Regions from separate parts of the Homo sapiens genome. Here regions 2 and 3 are each linked to region 1. The links are chromatin loops, found by intact Hi-C in ENCODE. Cell type or tissue: PC-9. All regions are shown on one strand.

Region 1 (8,000 bases):
TCACAGAATTGGAAAAAACTACTTTAAATTTCATATGGAACAAAGAAAAACCTGCATTGCCAAGTCAATCCTAAGCAAAAAAAAAAAAAAAGCTGGAGGCATCACGCTACCTGACTTCAAACTATACTACAAGGCTACAGTAACCAGAACAGCATGGTACTGGTACAAAAACAGAGATATAGACCAATGGAACAGAACATAGGTCTCAGGTATAACACCACACATCTACAACCATCTGATCTTTGACAAACCTGACAAAAACAAGAAATGGGGAAAGGATTCCCTTTTTAATAAATAGTTCTGGGAAAACTGGCTAGCCATATGTAGAAAGATGAAACTGGATCCCTTCCTTACACCTTATACAAAAATTAATTCAAGATGGATTAAAGGCTTAAATGTTAGACCTAAAACCATAAAAACCCTAGAAGAAAACCTAGGCAATACCATTCAGGACATAGGCACGGGCAAGGACTTCATGACTAAAACACCAAAAGCAATGGCAACAAAAGCCAAAATAGACAAATGGGATCTAATTAAACTAAAGCACTTCTGCACAGCAAAAGAAACTACCATCAGAGTGAACAGGCAACCTACCGAATGGGAGGAAAATGTGGCAATCTACCCACCTGACAAAGGGCTAATATCCAGAATCTACAAAGAACTTAAACAAATTTACAAGAAAAAACAACCCCATCAAAAAGTGGGCAAAGGAAATGAACAAACACTTCTCAAAAGAAGACATTTATGCAGCCAACAGACACATGAAAAAATGCTCATCATCACCGGTCATCAGAGAAATGCAAATCAAAACCACAATGAGATACCATCTCACGCCAGTTAGAATGGTGATCATTAAAAAGTCAGGAAACAACAGATGCTGGAGAGGATGTAGAGAAATAGAAACACTTTTACACTGTTGGTGGGAGTTTAAACTAGTTCAACCATTGTGGAAGACAGTGTGGCAATTCCTCAAGGATCTAGAACTAGAAATACCATTTGACCCAGTGATCCCATTACTGGGTATATACCCAAAGATCATAAATCATGCTACTATAAAGACACATGCACACGTATGTTTATTGCAACACTGTTCACAATAGCAAAGACTTGCATCCAACCCAAATGTCCATCAATGATAGACTGAATTAAGAAAATGTGGCACATACACACCATGGAATACTATGCAGCCATAAAAAAGGATGAGTTCATGTCCTATGTAGGGACATGGATGAAGCTGGAAACCATCAATCTCAGCAAACTATCACAAGGACAGAAAACCAAACACTGCATGTTCTCATTCCTAGGTGGGAACTGAACAATGAGAACACTTGGACACAGGGCAGGGAACATCACACATGGGGGCCTGTCATGGGGTGGGGGCCAGGGGGAGGGATAGCATTAGGAGAAATACCTAATGTAAATGACGAGTTAATGGGTGCAGCAAACCAGCATGGCACATGTATACCTATGTAAGAAACCTGCATGTTGTGCACATGTACCCTAGAACTTAAAGTATAATAAAAATAAAAACAAATAAAAAAGTAAAAAAAAAAAAAAAAAAAGAAAAAGGTTCTCCAAAAAAACATGGGACCATGCAAAAAAAAAAAAAAAAAAAAAGAAAGAAAGAAAGAAAGAAAAAAAAAGATGTCTTTTATAATCTTTTTGTATATTTCTGCTGGTGATAAAAGCTTTTAATATTTTGTGTCAGAAAAAGTCTTTGTTTCAAAAGATTATTTTCCCTTGGTATAGAACTCTAGGTTGCCTGTTTTTTTACTTTCACTGCTTTAAAGATGTTATGCACTGTTTTCCTCCTTGAATTGTTTTTGACAAGGAATCTGTTATTTTTTCTTTTGATCTTCTGTATGTAAAATATCTTATCTTTCAAGACATTTAAGAGTTCTTTTAAGAGTTCTTTTTTATCACTGGCTTTAAGCAACTTGATGTACTTAGCATATTTTTTTTCATGTTTCTTGTGCTTGGGGTTTGTGGGGCTTCTTAGATCAGTGAGTTTATAGTTTCAATCAAATTCTGAATAGTTTCAGCCATTAATAATGCTTCCATTTTTTTTTTTTTCTATCACACACCCTGCCTCTCTGGGGACTCCAACTGGATGTTTATTCAGAGACTTAAAGCTGTCCCACAGCTCACTGGCACTCTGCTCATTTTTCTTTGCACCCTTTATTTTATATGTGCTTTATTATGGGTCGTTTCTATGCTGGGACTTCACAGTGTTGAATCTGCCATTAATCCCACCCAATGTATCTTTCATGTCATATGTTATATAGCTCTCAACTGCAGAATTTTGACTTAGGTCTTTTGTATCGCATTTGGCATGTTTGGTCTTTTCTCTAGCTTCTTCAACATGTGAAATTGTTACTCTCTTTTAATGTCCTTGGGTACTAATTCTATCGTCTGTGTCATTTCTTGGAAATTTTCAACTGGCTGATTTTTTTCTTCATTATGGGTCATATTTTCCTGCTTCTTAGTATGCCTGGTAATTCTTTATTGGATGCCAGACATTGTGGACTGGGTGGATATTTTTGTATTCCTAAAAATACTCTTGAGTTAAGTTACTTGGAAATAGTTTGACCCTTTCGAGTCTTGCCTTTAAGCTTTATTTGGCAGGAACAGAACAGCATTTACTCTCGGGCTAATTTTGCTTTACTATTGAGGCAAAACCTTTCAGTACTATACCCAATGCCCATAAATTATAAAGTTCAAGAACAGGCAAAACTATGCCAATAGAAATCAGAATAGTGATTGACGGTAGGGTGTGGATATTGGAATTTTCTGGGGTATTGCTTACACAAATGTACCTATTAAAATTCATCAAACTGCTCAAAATCTGTGCATATCACTGTATATCAATTTTACCTCTATAAAAATCATGTTTGGTATCAAATATATGTGTACATAATTAAATGCTGAAAAGATTTATACTAAAATTTCAATAGTGAAGAATATCAGGTAGTTTTCTAATTGGCTTCTGAATATTTTCATGTTATCTAAATTTTCAATATATATAACCTTTTAAAAATACATAAAACTAATATTTAATGAAACAATTTAAGGGGGACTCTCTACCTTGTAGAATGGATAAAGGAGAGGAAACAAATATTTATTGGGCATTTGCCATGTATCAGGTCCTTTAAAAGTCACTTTATTACATGATTCTATTTAAACAATATAACAACTCTATCAAGTAGGTATTATCCCATTTGCAAAAGAGAAAACAGTGATTCAGACTTATGGTTATGTGTCCAAGGACCCTCAACTTGATCTTAGGTCTGCCTGCTTCTGAAGTCGGTATTTTGATTCTAAGAGAATTAAGCCCTCAAGACGGATTTCTGAAATTCAGAGAGTAAAGAATGCTTGGTAGGATAGAAGAATCCCAGAAATACATTACTGTCTACGAGCATAGGAATTGGCACATTGGACTCTGGGAGTTAACTATTAAAATGGGAAAGTGAATTATCCAAATGTCAGAGTCACAAATCAAGCACAGTTAATCTGAAACCCAAGAAAGTCTGACCTGAGACAAGGAAAGAGGTGGGTGGCTCAGAGGAAAAAAAAAAAAAAAAAAAACAAACCTAAGACCAAGTATGGCAGCCGGTGGGAGAGGGAAGAAAAGTGTTCCTTCCTTATAACCTGTAGGCAAGTTATAAAAACAAGGGTTGTTTTGTCCCCTGTCGGAGTGAAACCTCAGAGACCAAAGTTCAACGCTTTCAGGTTACGGGAATGGAAATGGTGAATTCCCTGTATCAGCTGCCTCCAGCCCAGGCAAGCCTGACTCACAGGTTGGTCACCTGTTTGGAATGGGCTGTGGGAGAGCACACCCATGAGGTTGCTCAGGGAGCAATGGGCCACAGCAGTTTTCCCTGTGAATTGTGTTCAGGTAAGACCCTGCAGTCAGACCAGCTCACTCCTCCTTTGCTATTTCTTTATATATAGTCTCTTTCCATTCCGAAAATGTACTCTGAGCCCTGGCCTTTAACAGCTTCATTTGTTTTCCTTCATCTCCCAGTTTACAACTGTGAAGGAAACATTCATTGATCAAGTTCTTTCAGCTTGGAATGGAGTCTCTGACTCCCAAAAATCTCTCCCAGGACCAACTGCAAGGGGGTAGTGGATCTAGGATTAAGGCTGGAGCCTGAAGCACTGCTGAGAATGGGGAGTCTGACACGTAATGACCTCCATATATACAAGCTGGTCAGTGCTCTCTCAGAGCCTGCATGTGGCTTTGTCCAGAGAATATGAATCCCAGTTTGAGCAGCAATATGGATCAGAGTTGGTAGAGAGGAAGATTGAGGCTCTCACACTAGGATGTCTTCAGCATCCTTCTTGTATCCTTGTGTGCAAAATGGGAGCCTGGGAAAGGAACTAGAAGAACTGAACCCCATCCCTCTGATACATACACATTGCTTTTTTCCTTCTTTATAGCATAGCTTGGCTGTCCAAATGTTCTGGCAGAGACCAAGCTCCAGGCTCAGTGGGGGGTTCTAATTTTCCATGGCTCATTCACTTCTGAGAACTTTGGCTCAGTTGCATAATGGGGGGCTACTTCCTGCCAGTTGTGGCCCTGTTGTGTGATACCTTCTGACACATACGTTTTTTTGAAAAAAGATTGTCTGCTGGGAACTGGACTGAAACCAACATATAACCGTTTGTTTCATACTGGTTAGGAAGCCACCAGGAAGGCCTACCCAAAGTGGTTTTAAATACATACACACACAGTCCTCTCCTCTTAGAGCCAAGAACAGGCCATTAGTGATGTGTTAGAAAATCCAGGCTGACCTTCTCAGTCATGAGGGAAGCTCCCTGGGCCCACCAGCAGGCTTTTGCCAAGAATGGGCTCCATCTTGAGCCCACAGCTCTTCCCTAGCTTCCCAGCAGAAGCAAGGGGAGAGTGGAGAAGTCAAACACTTCTTGAGCATTGCTTACTATATGTCAAGTTCTACCCTGGACCCTCAATAGAAAGTATTTCACTGATCCTCACAATAGATCTGTGGGGTAAGTGTCACTATTGTTATTTTGAGGAAACTGAGGCTCAGAAAAGTTACATGTATTCCCAAAGTCACATAGTAAACTGAGTGTGTAAACTTGAGTGGTAGAGTCAGAATTTAAACACTGATTTTTATCTGTTGCAAATGTTGGGCTTTTCCCACCACCAGCAGAAATCTTGCTGGCCCTCAGCAAATATTCCTTTACAGCAGTCATTTCAAAACTTTTCTGACCCTATACTCCCATCAGTAAACATTTTTAAGAACCACCTTCAATACAGACATATTTATTTATTTATAAACTCCACGCACTAGCTAATATCTGTTAGCATTGCCTGGTAATATAATACCCCAGAGCACTAATCATCATTAATGACAATAAATATATATCCATGTTTAATGTAGTCTTCATGACTTGGAAAACTTTTTGGCCAGATCTTGTGAAATCTAATTAAATTGCTTTTGTTTTAGCTTCAATACATGGCTGGCAAATAATTTGTTCCAGGAGTAGAAGAAATGATATGGCATTCTTCTTACCTTCTTGGGCATGAGTTGCTCCTGCTGTCAACAATCTCCAGTTTCCTTACAGAAGAATTTTTAAGACACTTTTCCATTTTTTAAAAGTGATTCGGTTAAAATGGGATAATATGGTTTGTAAATCGACTCACTGTGTTTATGCAAGACCATGGAATACTATGCACCCATATAAAGGGATGAGTTCATGTCCTTTGCAGGGACATGGATGAAGCTGGAAACCATCATTCTCAGCAAACTAACACAAGAACAGAAAACCAAACACCACATGTTCTCACTCATAGGTGGGAGTTGAACAATGAGAACACATGGACACAGGAGGGGAACGTTACACACCGGGGCCTACCAGGGGGTGGTGGGCTAGGGGAGGGCTAGCATTAGGAGAAACATCTAATGTAGATGATGGGCTGATGGGTGCAGCAAACCACCATGGCACCTGTATACCTATGTAACAAACCTGCACGTTCTGCACATGTATCACAGAACTTGAAGTATATATATATATATATATATAAAACACCATAATATGCTAAAAGAGAAATCAGGGCACCAGTAGGACCTCCCCCACCCACCTTGCAGAATTTCACTTTCCTCACAGTGCTTCGCACGGATGCAAATGACTCGTGGGAGTCTGAGGGTACCGGGGTCCATATATACATTCAATATTAGTACATAGAAAAGTAGTTCCCATTTTTAGATTGAAAGTACCTATGAATAGAAGCTCTAATGGTTTCTTCCCTTATCTCGTGTTCTATTCTGCGCAATTCCTGGAGCGGGCAGTCCCCGCCTTGGAGACTCCTGCCTTACAGGAAGGGGTCACATATTCCTGAATTGGACCCCACTCAGATGCAGAAGGCTAAGAGTTTGGATGAGAAAAGCGGGCCAGTGAACAGGAGAGCCGGTGGGTGGGGTGGATGGAAGGAGGTGCCCACTCTGGAGGGCAAGAGAAAGGCACGAAAGCATGGGGCCACATGAGCGCGGCGTTCTGGGCCATCCCCGGTGGACTCCTGCCTAGGGGAGGGGTGCGTCGGCGGCGGCAGCCCAGTTTTCTGGATTTCTTTATTTCTGAGTCCAGGTCTTTCAGAAGCCTCTCTCCTAAATGCTCAAATACCAGAGTAAATGAAAACACTCTGCGGCACAATGATCCCTTAAGGTTTGTTTTCCAAGATGGAAAAGAAAGGCATTTCAGCCTTTTCACGGATAAAAATAACTTGCTGTTGATTTTGAAATCCCTTTCATTTGTCTCCCACAGACCAGCCCCATACAATGGTACTTTGTGCAAGAGCTCTCTGCATGGGCCGGCCGGGCCCCCTTCCCTCCGCCTGCCAACGGGAGGAGACGCGAGGCGCTGGGAGCTCCAGAGTGGGCGAGGACTTCGGGCAGACCCGGCGTTGCTGTTGGACATCATTCAGAAGTCCCCGCTCAGCGGGGGCAGCCCGAAGAGCAAAACAAACAGAGCGAGGAGTAGTGGAAAATGCTGAGTCCTGGAGCTGGCCGGAACGGCCTTCGCCTTTCCACGCCCAAAGCCAGCCGCTCTGCCCACCTGCAGCTGCAATAGCAAGCAGGGCCGCAGCAGGCAGGGAGGCCTTGGCACCAGAGCCCGTCCAGGGCTGGGAAGGCGGGGAACAGACACTCCTCTCTCTTCAGACAGGCCCTCCAGAGTCCTCACCCTGAAGGCTGAGGTCTTTTTCTTGTTCCAGGAGTCCAGTGAAAAAATAGTTCTCAAAAACGGAGAAAAAGACTTTCTTGAACTGCAGTTTCAGATTTACTAATAGAGTCCATTTACATAGCACTTACTAAATGTCAAGCACCAACACAGATGAATTGGCAATCACCATGTCAGTCCTGCAAGGTTGGTACTTTTATCCCCATTTCACAGATGAAAAAAGCCAGGCACAGAGAAGTCAAATAACTTAACCCAAGTTCACAATGCTCAACAATGGCAGGGCCAGGATTTACCACCTGGTTTAAAATTTAAAACGTAGGATTTAAAACCTACTTTACAGTCTTAAAGGTGACTGCCTTTTCTCTTCAGCTTATTAGATTTCCTCTCTAGGAATACAAGATGTGCAACACAAAGAGAGGAAACTCAAGATGGAGAGTAAAGGGAATGAATGAGAGACAGGAGAATCACCAAGGACTAGAATAATACAAAAGATTTATTTAAAAAGCAGGTGGCCATCGGCCCAGGAGAAGGAGTGTGAGACCAAGGTACAGAAGTGGCAAGAAATGCTGAGCTGGGGCTGGAAGGTATGACAGTACTAGTCAGACAGGCACCTGTTCTGTCCAAAACAGGATTCCAGAAGTAATGTGAAGAGGTCACTTGGCAAAGGGGGCTCACACAGCTCTAGGGGGAAACTGAGGATCAGCAGCTGGAGCAGAGAAATAGAGAAATGAACACCTTCTTTCTTTCCAATTACAGCCGCAGTGGAGGCAGATGCCCAGGGCTCCTAGGAGAGACAGATC
Region 2 (8,000 bases), 160 kb before region 1:
TGGTAACCCCAGCCACCTTCAGTCACATCACTCTGTTTATATCATCATCACCACCTGATATTTTCTTTACTTATTTTTTTCATATTGTCTGTTTCTTTCTGCCTCCTGCCATTGCTATAGATCACAGCTCCATGAGGACAAGGAGCTCGCATGTCATATTGACTATTAGGATCATAATAGTGAGGCGCAGAGTTGGTAAGCAAAACTCACATGCATTCATGCTTTTGGAATTCACCTTAATATCAGGCCTCCTGCCTTCTGATCACAATAAGGCCACAGCAATTTCTCACCCTTCATTGTGATCTGTTGTCCCTCAGTGAATCCCTGATTTCCCATTTTCCTGCCCACTTCTGGTCCTGAGGTGGCCTTGTCAGTGCTTCTCTCTTTCAAACGCTGGAATCCTCATGTGCTTGGCTGTTCTTCTTACTTCTAGTGCTAGCTTCTGCCTCCTGTTTTCTCTTTTCCCACTCCCCAGCATCCAAGAGTAGCTCAAGAAATTCATAGCATGGTGCTGATTTGATCCATAATAAGCACATGTTATCTAAGGACCTTCTTCGTTACGCTTTGTCAGCTCTTGTTACTAACAAATGAACTATCTTCAGACCTTCCTCTCACGGTTATCCAGAAAGAGGATATTTATGGTTCTGGCCTCAATTGTCTTACTATCAATTCATTCATTGACACCTGGCTGTTTTGTTTTACAAAAGCCCTTGACTATTTTGGGTTCCTCTAACCTTGGAGTTCTGGCTAAGTCTTGCCTGATAATTTTCTCTAATGTTCTGGTTTGAGTCCACTTTCCTTCCTTTTTCTCCCCTTGATATTGTGCTCACCCTGATGGCTTCAATTACTTTCATTAGAACAATTCCAAAATCTATATGTGTCACTCGGACTCTCATCCTTAATCTCAATACTATGCTTACAACTCTTCATTATTTTATTAGGAATGTTCCTCAGATATCTTAAATTTATCAGGCTTCACTCCAGACTTACAGTCCTTATTTCAAAGCTACCTCTCATTTTTCCTATTTTTTTGTCATTGTTAATGATTCTCTCAAATTCTTGTTCAAGTAAGTACAAAACTTGGGAGTCATCATTTACATCACTTTTTTTTTTCTTTCAGCCTCCTGATCCATCATGTTTTCAGGTAAGCCTGGAACATACAGGCTGTAAAATGCCAATCTTAGAATAATATCAGACTTGTATATAATGGTTACTGGTCTGTAATGCAATGACAAAAATAAGACAGTCCAGTGGGTTAAGCACAAAACTAAAAACTTATTAACCTAGAGGACTGCCCTTTGTAGCGAGATTATGTCTTGTCTGCCTTTTCATGTGTTAACACCGTCTCATTTTCATAAAGCAGAATTGATGGTAGTGTTCATTTGTTTTAATGTCCTCATGGGACAAAATTACACAGGGTTATTTTTTAAAATAATCAGTTAAATCTAAAACTCAGGTGAACTCTGCTGTAAATTTCTATTCGCAGTTTCTCTCATTAATCCTTTCTTTCCATTCCCACTGCCATCACCCAGCTCAGGCTTTTATTGCCATTTTTCTTGATAATTACACAACCTCTTAACCAATTTCTTGGTTTCCATGGCTTTGCTCTTTTCCAATATCCTGCAAACAGATCACTATCAAAAGAAACTTATAAAACCATAACTTTGGTCATATTACTGTCTTTCACAACATCCACTGCCACCAGCACCGGGGCCACCACCACCAGTGGCTATCTCTTGCCTGCTATGATCCGAGATTCAGCTAAATGCAAGAGCTGGCACTGAGAGCTCTCCATGGTCCCTGCACTTTGTTCATGCTGACATAGTTACTCCCTTGCTCACTACCTTGTGTTAGTGTCTTCATAACATTATCACTATCAGGAATACTCATGTATTTGTTGCTGTGTACCATCCGTCCCTGTTGTACACATATACCAGAATACAAGTTACTTGACGATAGGAATTTATCATTGTTCGCTATTGATCCCCAAGGCCTACGCCACAGTTTAGGTGTGCTATAATTGTTGAAAATATAAACAGAAAAAAAGAAAGAATAAAATCTCTCTCATTCCCAGTACCTCTCCTTAAGTCAGTGGTTTTAAACCAGGAATAATTTTGCCCTCAGGGTAACATAGTATATAGGTCTTCCTTTCTACTGCAGCAAAGGAAAACAGACCAATGCTTCGGGGAAATTAGCACCGACATGTTCTTGGTGACAATCCACTTTAGAGGACAAAAAGTATCATGTACTACTCATGTGCCACAGGGAAACCAGCATTCTAGTCTCCCCATCAGTGGTTGCTGAAAGTTGGATAAGCTGTGGGCAGAAACATACAAAAATGGTGAACGTGAATACAGAGAAAAGGGCTGTCAGAGACGAGGCTGTTACTCTGGAAAACCAACCGCTCCTTCCGCAAAAGAACTCATAATGAATCAAGTGTCGGTTTAGCTGAACTCTTTGTGAATGGAATGCTTTCTGTTGAATGAATGCAGTTCTGTCATGTGCAAAGCCTGACTCAAAATGAGCTGAGATATGAGCATGATTTAACTGATTGATGACTTCAAGCGTTTTCCCTCTGGTCACCCACAGTCGTTTTGGTTTTAGTCTGCAGCTCAGTAACACCCAGGTTGTAGGAGAAATCCAGTCATTTATGATATGACTAGATCATTGTCCATTGACTATTTTCCACACTGATAAGCTCTGCTAATCAGAGGACTAACGTCTTCAGGCCAGTGACAATCTTTTCATTTACAGTTTTCTTCCAATCAGAGAAATGGGGCTGGATTGTAGAATCCTGGAATTGAGAAGGAAGGTCTACAAAAAGTCATTGCATTTTGTTCTGTTGTCATTTTGTGATTGTACCAAATTCACTAAGAAATATAATGATTAGAAATATGATTACAACTTTCAAAGAGAGACACACTTTGATGCCTCTTAGGTGTTTCTGGTCTCTCAAGTCTTACAATCAGAAGGCTTTATGTTGTTTTGTTCTGTTTTCTTGCCAACATTAGACTCACAAGTCCCTCTTCTAATTTGTTCTTCCTTATCCCATCCACTTATTTAGGAAAGTGATACATAGTACAAAATTACATGTAGGTCTTCTGTAGGGAATAAGTTTTATATAATCAAAGATATCCAGCAGTTTTACTATAACATCTCTTTTTCAAAATAGAATTTTATTCATCAACCCTTGCAGGGATAAGACAATGATGCAGAGAGTTTGTCCTATTAGTCTTAACACATGTTTGTACCTGTAAACTTAGGATTAAATCTGTCCTTACTTGGCATCAAACTAGAAGCCTAAATGTCAAGTAAAATTGAGTTATCTCAAATATCCCGGCCATTATAGAATATGGTTATTAGTCTGGGTCAAGGCAGTGTCATGTCTTCTAAAATCATGCCGCTAGAGGGAGTAAAACCCAGCAGTCTGCAAACCATCCCAGGCCAAAAGAGCAACGTTGTCTGTTTCACCTTTCTCTTTAAACAAATGATCCTCAGCTTGGTTGCCCCAGAAAAACACCAGCATCTGGTGAGTGGTGTTTATTCTGAGGTTACTCTTTCTAAAAATAGTTTTCTGAAAACTCGCCCTGGTCGGCTGGGAAGCACACAGGCGGAGTGGCGAGCCAGTGAATGGGAGGCTCTCCTGCAGCGGGGGCACCTTAGAGGCTGGTTGTGTGGGCCAAGAATGCACTCGAAGAGCAGGAACAGAGTTTGCAAGGGGGGCTGCCGGTGTCCACGGGAACCGTGGCAGGCCAGACACACCCATCCCTGGAGAAGCAGAAGGTCGGCTAGGAGCTATGAACATCCTTGCTGAGCCCCAGAAGTGAGGAGCAACAGGGGAGGAAGGAGGCTCCTATCTTGAAGCTGTTGGGCACCTACGCAAGTGGCACAGGGAGGGGCAGGGTGTTGGCTCCGAGTGAGAGATTTGCTTAAGCCAGATGGTGGCCGATGAAGGAGGCCCAGGCAACCCCTTCTGGTCTTCCAGACAGCACCACAGGTTTGTGTGGGTTGGAGGGGTGCTATCTGTCTGTCCATCCACAAGCACATGCCAGAAAGAAGAGGATGGAGGAGGTGAAGATTTTGGGGGGTTCTCATCATTTTCCCTTTCCAAGTTTCATCCTTATCCATGCTTCTAATCACATGGAGACCATTACCACTGGGGGAGTCATTTCCATTTTTCTTTAGATTCCATTCTAAAATCCCCTAAAGACCTAAAGTAAAGAACGTCAGCAGTGGCATTTCTATTCCTCTAAAGGGTATTTTAGACAATAATTTTGGATAGCCCCACACTGCATGAAGCAGGGAACTGCATGCCCTTCCTGCTCGGGAGCCCAGCCCTGCCTCCAGCAGCTCCAGCTTCCTTTCCTCTCTGTCATGGTGCTGCCTTCTGATGAGCAAGAAGTTAGTCCCGACTGGCCCTCGGCAAGCTGGGGCTTCTAAGAGAAGAAGGGCTGGGCTGCCCCCTGCAAATCCTGGATAATGCCACTCAGGGAACGGGAGAAGCTGATGCGCAAAATATGCCATACCCCGCTGCTTTCCTCTCACTCAGACCCCAAGTCAGGTCGGAAGCAGCTCTTCCAGACCTCCCCCAAGGCAAGTTGCTAGAGGATAAGGCTTTTATGTGTTTCCTGATAAATGTGTGGGAGAATCCAGCCTCCCTGGATACTGGAGAAGTCTCCTATCTGGAATTGCAGTGTTACTGCTGATCCAGCCTCCCTGGATATTGGAGAAGTCCCCTATCTGGAACTGCAGTGTTACTGCTGATCCAGCCTCCCTGGATATTGGAGAAGTCCCCTATCTGGAATTGCAGTGTTACTGCTGAAACATGTAGTTTCTGAGCCTTTGTGTTAAGGCAGAGAAAAATAGCAAACTTGGTATTAAGAGAATTCTGAGTTCTCATGCTTGCTCTATTCACAGCAAACTCTGATTTCAGACAATTCATTGCACTTCTCCAGGCCTCAGTTTCTTTGTCTATAAAATAAGAATGTTAGACAAGACTTTCTGTGATGGCTTTTCTGGTTCAAAATGTCCATGATTTCTGTCTGGTGAATGTACATGGGGTTTTATTGTTGTTCGTTTTTTGTTTTTTCTTTAACTATGTCTAGCCTACTACCCCACCTAAAAGTCAACAGAGAGAGCTCTGGGGTAAAGTGCATGCCAACCTCAGAGTGCATAGCCATACTGTGTAGGAGGAAGCAAATTTAGAAGGAAACAGGCTTCATTTATTCTGCCTGATATGGTTATCTCTCTGAGGCTTGTGCCCATGCAAGCGAGATGAGAGTGCGGAGGAAGGCGGGGGGACACGCTGTCAAATGTCAAATGTTTAGCAAAGACTTTGAACTCTGACAATTGAGTCTTCCGGTAACTTGTGTCTCTACTTTTGCAAAAATGGAAGACGGGGGAAAGAAAAAAGAGAGAAGGAGAGATAGGCAGAGAGAGAACAGAAAATGATTAAATATGACACCATGGTCATGTAGGTTTCATGCAAAAATTAGGCAAATAATATCTAAATTACTTGCAAGTAATTTCAGCCTCTTTTCTTTGGCTGTCTTTCAGAAAATCCCTGATAATAGCTCTGAACTAACACTGAATTCCAGGTCATCATGATACTCTTCCCAGCACATAGACATGGGGCCACCGCGCTTGTCCATGTGCTGAAAAGAGGCACAAATGTCCGAACCTACTGAGAATCATGCCAGTGTAGGATGAGAACATTCCTAAAGCCTCAGCCCTCGAGGGCTACATATTTGTTTAAGGAAAATAAGGCATGTGCATACACTAATGAACAATAAAATGGAACAGTGCAAGGTATGATTCGGGGCAATATTTTATAAAGGTCAAGTACACATAGGTGGGAAACACATCTAGGAACTCTCATGAGCAGGGTGGGAATTAAATGTTAAGGTGGGTGTGAGTTTATATATAATACAGAGGGGGTGTATTTTGAAGAAGAAATCATGAAAAAAATCACATTTAGCTGTCAGCCACCTCCTCATCTGCATGTTTTGCCAATCAAGGACATAAAATCTATCATTCTGTGCTTCAAGTCTCCACATAGTAACTAGAAGACACAGAAAATTCTTATTCATTTTGAATTCTGATAATTTAGTGCAGGAAATGGGTGATGGCAAACTGATTATGTATGAAGAGCCCTCATTTTGCTGGTGAAGCCTGGGTATGCCCAGCTACTAATAACAAGTGGTCAGGCAACCATGACAGCCTCCCTATGTGAATATAATGCTAAATGTATCTAAGCGAATTTAGGACCACCTGTTCTGATTTATTTTTTAATCCTTCAAATACAACATGGAGTTAGATGGCTTCTCCATCAAGACTTCAATCTCAAAGGGCAATACTGTGCGGCAAAAGAAGAGCTGGCTCCTGGAGGACTTCTGGGGCCCCAGGCATGGATCAATGTTTGCATCAGAAAAGAAAGCCTGTCAGCAATGGAGGTGCTGGAGGATTTCTGGAAGGGGGGGGCCTCATTCAAGACCACCAAGGGACTGCTGACTGTTCTCGTTCATGACGCCTCTCTTCAAGGAAATTGACCCTCCCAGAGTGCAAGACGGAGAAAAAGGTTCTTAAGAACTTCCCCTGGAAATCACCACTGAATGGATGCCAGGCAATTCTAGAATCTCCACTCTTTGGTTTTTTGGGCCCTTGGATGGATGAGAAGTGATGTGCAGATCTGATGGGAAAAATGGCAGAGACCACAGCTTCTCTCCTAAACCCTCATTCATTGCCCATCGGACAATTCTCCTGTTTCCGATCCTGTAAGGTCACAAGGATTTCTCATTTCAGGTAGACCAGAAAAGAAGCCACTGATGGAATGCTGCAAGAAGGGGTTTACCATGCGGTGTGATTTCTGGGACCCCTTCTTCCCTGTTGAAAATATTTCACAGGCCCCCAGGACCTCCCCCAAAAGACAAGGGCAGAAACCAAAGAAAATGCACTGTTCCAATTTTGTCCAGGCTGCCTGTGGAATGAGAAACCCATGAGAAAGTTATTGAGACTTCAGTTTTCTATTCCTCTCCTTATCCGGCCTCATTACCTCCCCAACCCCTGAGAGAAAAAATAAATAATTCACAAACAAAGGACGAGGGTGTGGTGGATTGAGAGCAGGTTTGCTTGGTGACAGGAGGACTCTGTAGAGGGGGTCTGTTGGGAGGTGAGCAGGAGGGAGTGGCTGCTCCAGAGCCCACAGTTCTGTCCAGAAAGGTGGAAGTAACACAGGCATCATGAAGGCTTCTGGAGGCAGGGGCTGAGCCCTCTCACCGCAAGGACCACAGAAGCCAGGGCTGGACTCCTGGCCCGGGAAGCTCCAGTCCCATGGACTCTATCCCACTCCTTTGTCTCTTTCTCCCTCCTGTGCCTGCCCCGCCTGCCCCTTGCTCTGTCTTCATCCTGGGAAGCCAGCTGCAGCATGTAGGAGAGAAGGGCTCTGTCACGGCTGTCTCTAGTGTGTTATTGTTAGTGTTACATTACAAATCCCGTTTCCATGCCAGGGTCCCTCGGGGGTCATAACCAGGAGAGGCCATGACCCTGTCAATAAACAGAACCCCAATCCTTAATGTAACCGTTTTGCATTCACTGAGCCGGCTCCATGGGTTTGTATACCAGATTCCGCTCCTAGGCAGGATCACTTCAGAGAGGCTCCCGTGGAAGTCAAGGTAGAGGGCACGTGGAGGTAGACCAGATGCTGCTCCTGCTGGCAAGAGGAAGTCAGGCATAGGTTTGGCTTGTGCTCCTCCAGAGCCCCCAGCTTTTCAGACCAAGGTGCTTTAGGGGTTCAACCATCACTCTGAAGTCTCTCTTGCTGCTCCCTTGCTGAAGTCTCTTTTCCCTTAGAAGACCCTCAGCAATAGAGAGGCCTTTGCTGATCTGTCAGATGTTTAGCCCTGGGGATTGTAAGTAAGACCATTGAGCAAAGAGGAAGCAGGGCAGGGAATGACCTGGCACACATTACTCAGCCAGGAGACATAGTTGACTTCAGCCCACTC
Region 3 (8,000 bases), 110 kb before region 1:
AGAGAGCATTCGTTCTCCTGCTCACTCACTCAATACCTACTAAGGGCCAATTCCATGGGAGAAACTATGCTCAGCACCAAGGAAACCATATCAGTAGGAGAGGCTCAGGGCCTGCCTTTGTAAAGCTTACATTTTAGAGAAAGAAATGACTGTTATGTAATTGATTACCTAATTAGATTTTTAATCATGTTTATGATGAAGCACTCTAAAACAGAATAATAATTGATACAAGGAACATTCAATCTGGGGAGTTCATAATTTCTGCAAAAGGTATATTTTATGTCACAAATATCTTTGTACATGGAAATCACCCTGTAACTTAGAAACACCTGGTATGCTTTAACATGAAGAAATGGAGCACATGCCAGCTCCTCTAACTCAGTCTGTGTGTCAGGGTAAAATATATATTTCCAGTGCTGGGCAAAGATGGAAAAGAAAAATAAGTTGACCTAAAATCTTTCTGTTTCTGTAAGTTTAGCGTCTCATAGATCCTCAGTGACCAACCCCATGTGGTGAGGAAAAATGAAGCCTAAAGAATTTCAGTCGTCTATCTTTTGCATAGCTAATCGTAGAAAGAACTAGGAACTGTCCCACAAAAAAAAAAACAAAATAATAATCTAGGTCCTTCAGGCAGCTTTGCAAATAGCCACTTACTCACCTGCTTAACCAGCAAGTAATAATTCATGCTGGACAAGTGACGAAGAATCCCACTTTGGTTTATTGCCTTTCCCATAGCTCTTCAAATGTTTGATCTCATTTGCAAGGTTATATTCTGAATACAAAAATGCATCTCTCCCCACGGCCAGTGAAGGGCGGCATACTAATCTTCCATTCCCATCCACACACCAAGTGAATCTGGGGAGACTAAACCAAAGTTCAGCTCTGGGGCATTGTTTGTTTCCCTGCAGATCCTCTTTCCCTTCCTTTGGTGCCTATTTGCTTACCAGGGTGAACACAAGGCAGAAAATGCAGCCCTGAGCCCACTGTCACCACCGGTGAGGAATGGTGTCCTCTGAACACTCAACTAGCTTCCACCAGCTTCCGGTAAGTGAAGCAAAACAGAGACCTTTGACATGTAGAGACCAGGGAGAGGTTCTTGAAGGAACAATGGGACATACTGTGGACTGTTTACAGACCCTGCTACCCTCTGTTGTGGCTACTGAGTCACCGGCAATTTGTATAGTTTGATTCACAACCCCCAGGCCCCCCTGGACCGCCAGCGCCAGTATCTGCTTCTGCTCCATTATTGTCACTGATGGACTCATCCTGGCCTTCCCCACCCCCCACACCCACTGCCGCCATCATCATTTCCCCTATTGTTTGCCGAGCCTGGCCCTGACCCCTGGGTATTTATAAAGGCCACTTCCCACTGCATCATTGTGTGCTCTGTGGCCCTCAGCTCCCCACATTTCCTGACAACGTGGGGGTGGCGGGGAAGGGCTTGTTAACAACCCGAGTCCAGCTCCCAACTTCCTCCATGTCCTGTTTACTGCACTCTGCAAGCATCTCCCTGGCCACTCCTCAAGCAGAGTCCGCAGGCTCTGACTTATCCCAATGTGGGCTGCAGTGAGGGAAATCCTATTTCAGCCTCGCAGTTTGCCTGCAGTAAAACAAGCCAAAGAGCAAAGGGCTTCTTGTGTAATGGAATGGGACTCAAAAGGTGTTTCTGTCTCTGGATTAAACCACTGGTGTTTTGAGTCCAAGCTGGAGATGTCGGACTTGGAGAGTTACACATGCAGCCTCTTTCCCTGTGTTTCTCAGTGTATGGAATTGCTGACAATTGCAGTCTCCACATTACCTCTTGGGTTCTCTGGAGCTTGGAGCCTGAAGGTATACACTGCCAGGGCTATCATACATTTAGACAAAAGTCCTGCCCTGTGGGCAAACGTGAGGGAAGGTAGACAGAAATACGGCATTTCTGTATTTTCTAGAATGTATTTTCTTTTTTCCTCCACCTTTTCCTTGCTTTCCATTAGAAGCGTCATCCGCTTTTGTGGAATGATGCATTACATTATACACATTGGTAAATGGAACGAAGAGTTGCTTTGTGCATCTGTGACTATAATCTTTCAACATTTGTTTTTTGTTTGTTTTCTGACTTAAGTTGATAAGGAGCTCCTTTCATTTTTCCAAACCAAGATGAAAGAAACAGGCTCACTCAGAGAGTTTAAAAACTCACTTAAGGTCATGAGCCAGTTGCAAAGCCCCTTCCCTATCTAAAAGCACTAGGGCTTATAGCTTTGGTCATTTGCTGTTTCTTCCCTTGGTGCTTTGCTGTGCCCGATCTGCCCATCCGTCCTTTCACCATTCATGTACTCTTCTGGGAGCGTGATGGGATTCCTGGGGTTACATCCACCAAAAGCACAAACTCTGTTTAGAAGGATTCATGGCTGAGCCCTTGAGACTCCCAGCTGTCAGAGAAGAACTTTCAAGGCTCAATCCACTGGGATGAGCTTCTCGTCAAATCAGGCGCTAGCCCAGGCCGGCTGTTGTGATGCGTGGTCTCTCCCACTGTGCAGCCTCTCAGCAACTGAGATTTCGGCTGCCCCATGTTGTTTATTATTGCAGTCAGAGCTCTGCCTAGGGTGGGAAACGAGCAAAAGGTGACTGGAGCCCCCATCGTACCCTCCAAGACTACTTTCATCCCTGGATTGTTTGGTTGGGCAAAACCACGATCTTTTCTCAGCATCCGGGTACCAATAGCCAGACACTCTTCTCCATACATTCATTTGGCCACTCTCTCTGTCCCTGATCATCCACACTTCCTTGGGCACACAGCTGAATATGGATGAGTGTTTGGCCTGAGCTGCCTCATCCTCCCGGTCCAATAGCCTCCACCCCTGCCCTCTCTCTCAGCACGCTTCCTGTTTCATTCCCAGTCCAGCGGCTGTGCCAGACTGTGAAGCTCCCAGCAGGCAGCAGGCCAGTCTCAGGACCATGACAGGGTGAGTAATGCACAGGCCAGCCAGCAGGTCAGAGGGCAGCCGCTCCTGGAATTGCATCTCCTTAGATGAGGAGGCCGGTAACTGTGATCACCCAGTGGAATTAGTTCCCAGAGCTGATGGGCAAGATAAAGCACATTAGCAAAATGTGTCCTCTCTGACTTTATACCACAGGGGGCAGGGCCTTGCCTGGAGGATCTGGACTCACCATTGACTCTCCCCCAAGCTCCCGCCACTACATGATCATCTTATCAGCACCATCGTAGTCATGTAACTCTAGAATGTCAGAGCTAGAAGGGGCCAGACAAACCCCTTTTATAAATGAGGAGACAGTGCCCTAAAGGGCTCAAGCAGCTTCCTGAAACTTGCACCCCACTGTCCTGTCCATCTCAGTGACCCCTTCACTACATTTTGCCACCATGACTGTGAGAGACCTCCCCAGGGTAAAAAGAGCAGGTTGGGAGTATGAGCTACAGAGGTGAGGATGTCCCTATTTCTCAGATTAGCTTCAAAAAGGGAAATGCCAGGAAGGAGCTCCCCACCCCACAGACATATCCTTACTTGCAGGCAGGGGGAGAGATGGTACACTGCAATCGCCAGCCCTAGAGACCAGCTTCTTCTCCATCCATCACTCTAACCTACTCCATGTAAAGCTAAAGTCATACAGCCACAGAGAAAAATACTAAGAATAGTAAAGAAACATGCCAAAAAAGACAGCAGCATCACCAAATAGCCTATAAATGTGCACAGACTTGTGTAATCAAGCAAACACCATCCAACTCAAACTAGGTAGGTACCAGTTTCTGATGTATAAGCATATTCATTCATTCATTCATTCAATCAACAAAGACATATATGAAGGTTCAGTCTACACTTATTCATATTTTATGCCAGCCACTAAATAGTTAGCAGGATAATTCATCTGTGCAATAGTTATATTGGTGCCTACAGTTTGGTAGGGGTAATAGATATAGTAAAAACAGTACAGCCTGATGTAAGAATATATCAAAAAATACACACACACACACACACACACACACACACACACACATCCATAAAATAGAGATGTGCACAAAGAGATTAAGCTTGCTTGGGATGGATGAGGAGAACATCAAGAATGTCTTTGCAGAGGAGATACTATCGGAGCCAAATTTTGAATGATGACACACTCTGGGGAGTAGACTAAGAATTGAGCAGGCATAGCAGACAGACAACAGCAAAGAGAAGAGGACACAGGAGCCTTAGGCTGTTCAGAGAGTCATGCAGCATAACTGGAACGGGAGGTAACCATGGCTCTGTGTGTAGAGCTCAAATCACAAAAGGCCATATTTGCAAGAGCATGGCCTTGATGTTGAAGGTACTGCAGAGCCATTAAAGACTAGCATAAAAAGAATGACAGAATTAGGCTTGCAATGAAGAAATACTCTGCTTCTCAAATGAAAAGCAAATTGAAGGGAGGTGAGGCTGATGGTCAGGAGGCTATGGAGCAGTCCAGATGAGGGCTTCCATTTGTAAAGTGCCTGATCATACCAGATACTAAACTCATCACTTTTATGACAACAAGTATGAATGAGCAGATGCTAGTTTCCAGACACTGTTCTGGGCAATGTAGACACAGTGGCTGATAAGCCTGACAGAGTCCCTGACCTTGAGCAGCTTACACTCTAATAGGGGGAGTTAAATACATAAGACAATTTCAAGGATGGATAAATCCTAGAAACTGATCATCTCATTATGTTACTTGCCCACAATTATATGGAAAGTAAGAGAAAGAGCCAAGATTTGAGCCCAGAACTGAATCCTCAGTCTATGATCTAGCCCACATGGACTTTAGGATAGAAGAACAACTTGGGCTCAGATGCGGTGGGAAGAAGGTGCAGAGGAGCTGGGGAGATAAGAGTCTGGATGATCCTAACGGCAGACTCTTCACAGTGTGCTGTTTAATCAGCTATTATTGGCTGTGGGTCAGCTAGCTGAGTAAGTTTATAATTTGCTATAAGTCTTAGAATTTTCGTTAACTCATTTATTCACTCATTCACTAATGAACATTTACTCTGTTCTTGGCGCTTGATCTCTAAGCATGGAGGTAAATATAGAGCCTTTCCCTTTAATTTGTTCATAAAAAAGTGGGAAATCAACCAAATAAACAGAAACATAGAGAAAAGCAGGATAGGTGCCCTTAAGATAGTTAATACTGTACTGAATAGCTGCCTGCCAGATGCGGCATTACATGAAATATGGCAGGAAATATCAAAAGACATCTCTGTTTGTTACTGTTACTTTTTTTTTTTTTTTTTTTTTTTTTGAGACGGGGTTTCGCTGTTGTTGCCCAGGCTGGAGTGTAATGGCGCGATCTTGGCTCACCACAACCTCCACCTCCCTGGTTCAAGCAATTCTCCTGCCTCAGCCTCCCGAGTAGATGGGATTACAGGCATGCACCACCACACCCAGCTAATTTTGTATTTTTAGTAGAGACAGGCTTGCTCCATGTTGGTCAGGCTGGTGTCAAACTCCTGACCTCAGGTTATCCGCCTGCCTCGGTCTCCCAAAGTGCTGGGATTACAAGCGTAAGCCACTGCACCCAGCCTGTTACTGAGTCAGGCAGAGAATGGCAATCAATCCAAGAAGAATGTGGGAAGGCCAAGATATGTGTAAGACAGTGTGAGAAAACATTGAGGCCTGAGAAACTTAAGGAAGATGTTTAGACTCTAGAAATATCTGTCATTCCAAATGGCACTTCCATGCATACAGAAATGTAGCTTATTTCTTATACAGAGTTTTGTTTTCCAAACCAGAAATGCCAGAATAAACCAGCTACATAAGAGTTTTCCTCTTAAGGAGGTCCATTCTGTATTTGGTTGAATTGTGTTCATATTACATAAAAGAGTTCTAAACCTAATCTTTTAAAATTGCCCCCAAAGCCTGAAGCACATTGTCCCAGATATCTTTTCTAGTGCTTCATTTTTAGTCCTTCAAATATAAATTTGATTTATAGAGACAGTCTAAATCTGTTAGAGCCAGGTGTGAAGAATACTAAGAACAATTTTGTGGGATGAATAATGTTTGATAAAAAAGAAGAGCAATAATTATAATCTAAAATTCACCGAGTGCTTTCTCGGGGTCAGATGCTGTAACAAGTGACTTTTGTTCTCAAAAAAATCTATGATATGGATATAATTATTTTTATTCCTACTTTATTGGTGAGAAAAAGATCTGAGAGGTAATGAACTTGTCCCAGGTCATATAAAGATTCTGAATCAAAATCTGTGTCTGAATCTAGGACTTGAGTTTTTAACCATTATGTCATTCTATTCCTCTGCCATACGAGATTCTAAAATGAGGGCTTATAAGTTAGACAAGCAGCAAGACCATTTTATAAAGCTTCTTGTAGCTTAACATTCTAACTTTTGGAGACTACACATCATAATACATTACACATATGACATATTACACATATGACGTACGTGTAATGTACCTATATTTTGAATAGATGTGGCTTACAGATAGTCTCTTGAAATGGCTAACAGATAACTACATAAACAGGTACTCAGCTTTACTAATCTTTAGGGAAATACAAATGAAAACGGCAATGAGATATCATCTCATACCTGTTAGGATGACTATTATCAAAAACCCGAGATAACAAGTGTTGGTGGGGATGTGGAGAAAAAGAGAACTTTTGTTCACTGTTGGTGGGAATGTAAATGAGTACAGTCACCGTGGAAAACAGTCTGGTGGTTTCTCAAAAAATTAAATATAGAACTACGCTATGACCCAGCAATCCCTCTTCTAGGTATATATCTAAAGGAAACAAAATCAGTATCTCAAAGAGATGTCTGTGCTTCTAAGTTTACTGCAGGATTATTCATAATAGCCAAGACATGGGAACAACCCAAGTGGTCTTTGGTGGATGAATGTATAAACAAATTGTGGCATATGTATACAAAGGAATATTATTCGGCTATAAAAACGAAATCCTGACATTTGCAACTACATGAATAAAACTTGAGGGCATTATGCTAAGAACAATATGTGTAATGACACAGACAAATTCTATATGATAAGAGAAAGACAAATACTGTATGATCTTACTTATATGTGGACTTTAAAAAAGTCATATTCATAGAAACAGAAAGTAGAATTAGAATAGTGGTTGTCAGGGGCTGGGGGAAAGAGAAAAGGAGAGATGTGGTCAAAGGGTACAAACTCTCCGTTACGAGAATAGGTTCTAGAGACTTAATGTACAGCATGGTGACTATAACAATACTATATGATATAATTGATTTTTTTTTTTTTTTTTGAGACAGAGTCTTGCTATCTCCCAGGCTGGAGTGCAGTGGCATGATCTTGGCTCACTGCAATCTCTGCCTCCCGGGTTCAAGCGATTCTCCTGCCTCAGCCTCCCAAGAGGCTGGGACTACAGGCACGCGCCACCATGCCCAACTAATTTTTGTGTTTTTAGTACAGACGGGGTTTCACCATGTTGGCCAGGATGGTCTTGATCTCTTGACCTCATGATCTGCCTGCCTCGGCCTCCCAAAGTGCTGGGATTACAGGCGTGAGCCACCACACCTGGCCTTGAAATATTTTTAAACAGTAGATCTTAACTATTCTCACTGCACACATACACAAAAGATAACTATGAGGTTATGGATCAGTTAACTTGTTTGTGGTAATCATTTCACAATGTATACATCTATCAGAACATCATGTTGTACATGATAAATATACTCAAATTTTATTTGTCGATCATACCTCAGTAAAATAGGGGGAAAAATAATCTGTGTTGAATTGCTACAGTCTCTGACAAAATTATTAATAAGTTAAATATGTATTAATTTTTATTTACAGCTTTATTTTTACATTTTGGGCCCAGTCATTCTTTTTTCTAGTCTCATATTTTGTGAAGGCATCGAAAAACATGCTGACCGTAGGGGCACCATGGCTATAACGACTTGCCTACAGTTTGTTTCCAAGGAAAAGCCGTAGAAAGGATTAGAATCTCACAGTTGGATTATGTCTGTAGTCTCTTAAAATGAATACTGTACTGTGCCAAAC

Evidence for each region. Peaks named below come from ENCODE experiments on the same cell type or tissue, not always from the same donor. Only the 100,000 strongest peaks of a DNase experiment are listed, where the experiment ranks them.
Region 2: it touches region 1 in a loop (8-fold over the local background); 20 of 110 quality-filtered maps call a loop at or near these places.
Region 3: a loop joins it to region 1, with 11 times the contacts of the local background. A loop is called at or near these places in 7 of 110 quality-filtered maps.

What each region holds. Positions count from the first base shown.
Region 1 is chr11:128,444,934-128,452,933 of GRCh38, forward strand. It overlaps LOC124902789 (a long non-coding RNA gene), which reads left to right. Exons shown (of 2, transcript XR_007062948.1): 2 at 6,787-8,000. Among named protein-coding and RNA genes, the nearest start is that of MIR6090, 73 kb to the right of the region's middle. RefSeq lists enhancers at 3,333-4,532, 7,189-7,368. In PC-9, no CTCF peak of the experiment used is centred here; a DNase peak (open chromatin) is centred at 3,748; H3K4me3 peaks cover 512 bases; H3K27ac peaks cover 2,689 bases.
Region 2 is chr11:128,286,796-128,294,795 of GRCh38, forward strand. LOC124902786 (a long non-coding RNA gene) reads left to right here and starts at 3,494. Exons shown (of 2, transcript XR_007062945.1): 1 at 3,494-3,529; 2 at 6,317-8,000. RefSeq lists an enhancer at 3,449-3,868. In PC-9, CTCF peaks have their summits at 3,414 and 3,616; a DNase peak (open chromatin) is centred at 3,416.
Region 3 is chr11:128,333,416-128,341,415 of GRCh38, forward strand. LOC124902787 (a long non-coding RNA gene) reads right to left here and starts at 866. Exons shown (of 2, transcript XR_007062946.1): 1 at 659-866. In PC-9, a CTCF peak has its summit at 3,090; a DNase peak (open chromatin) is centred at 2,976; H3K27ac peaks cover 498 bases.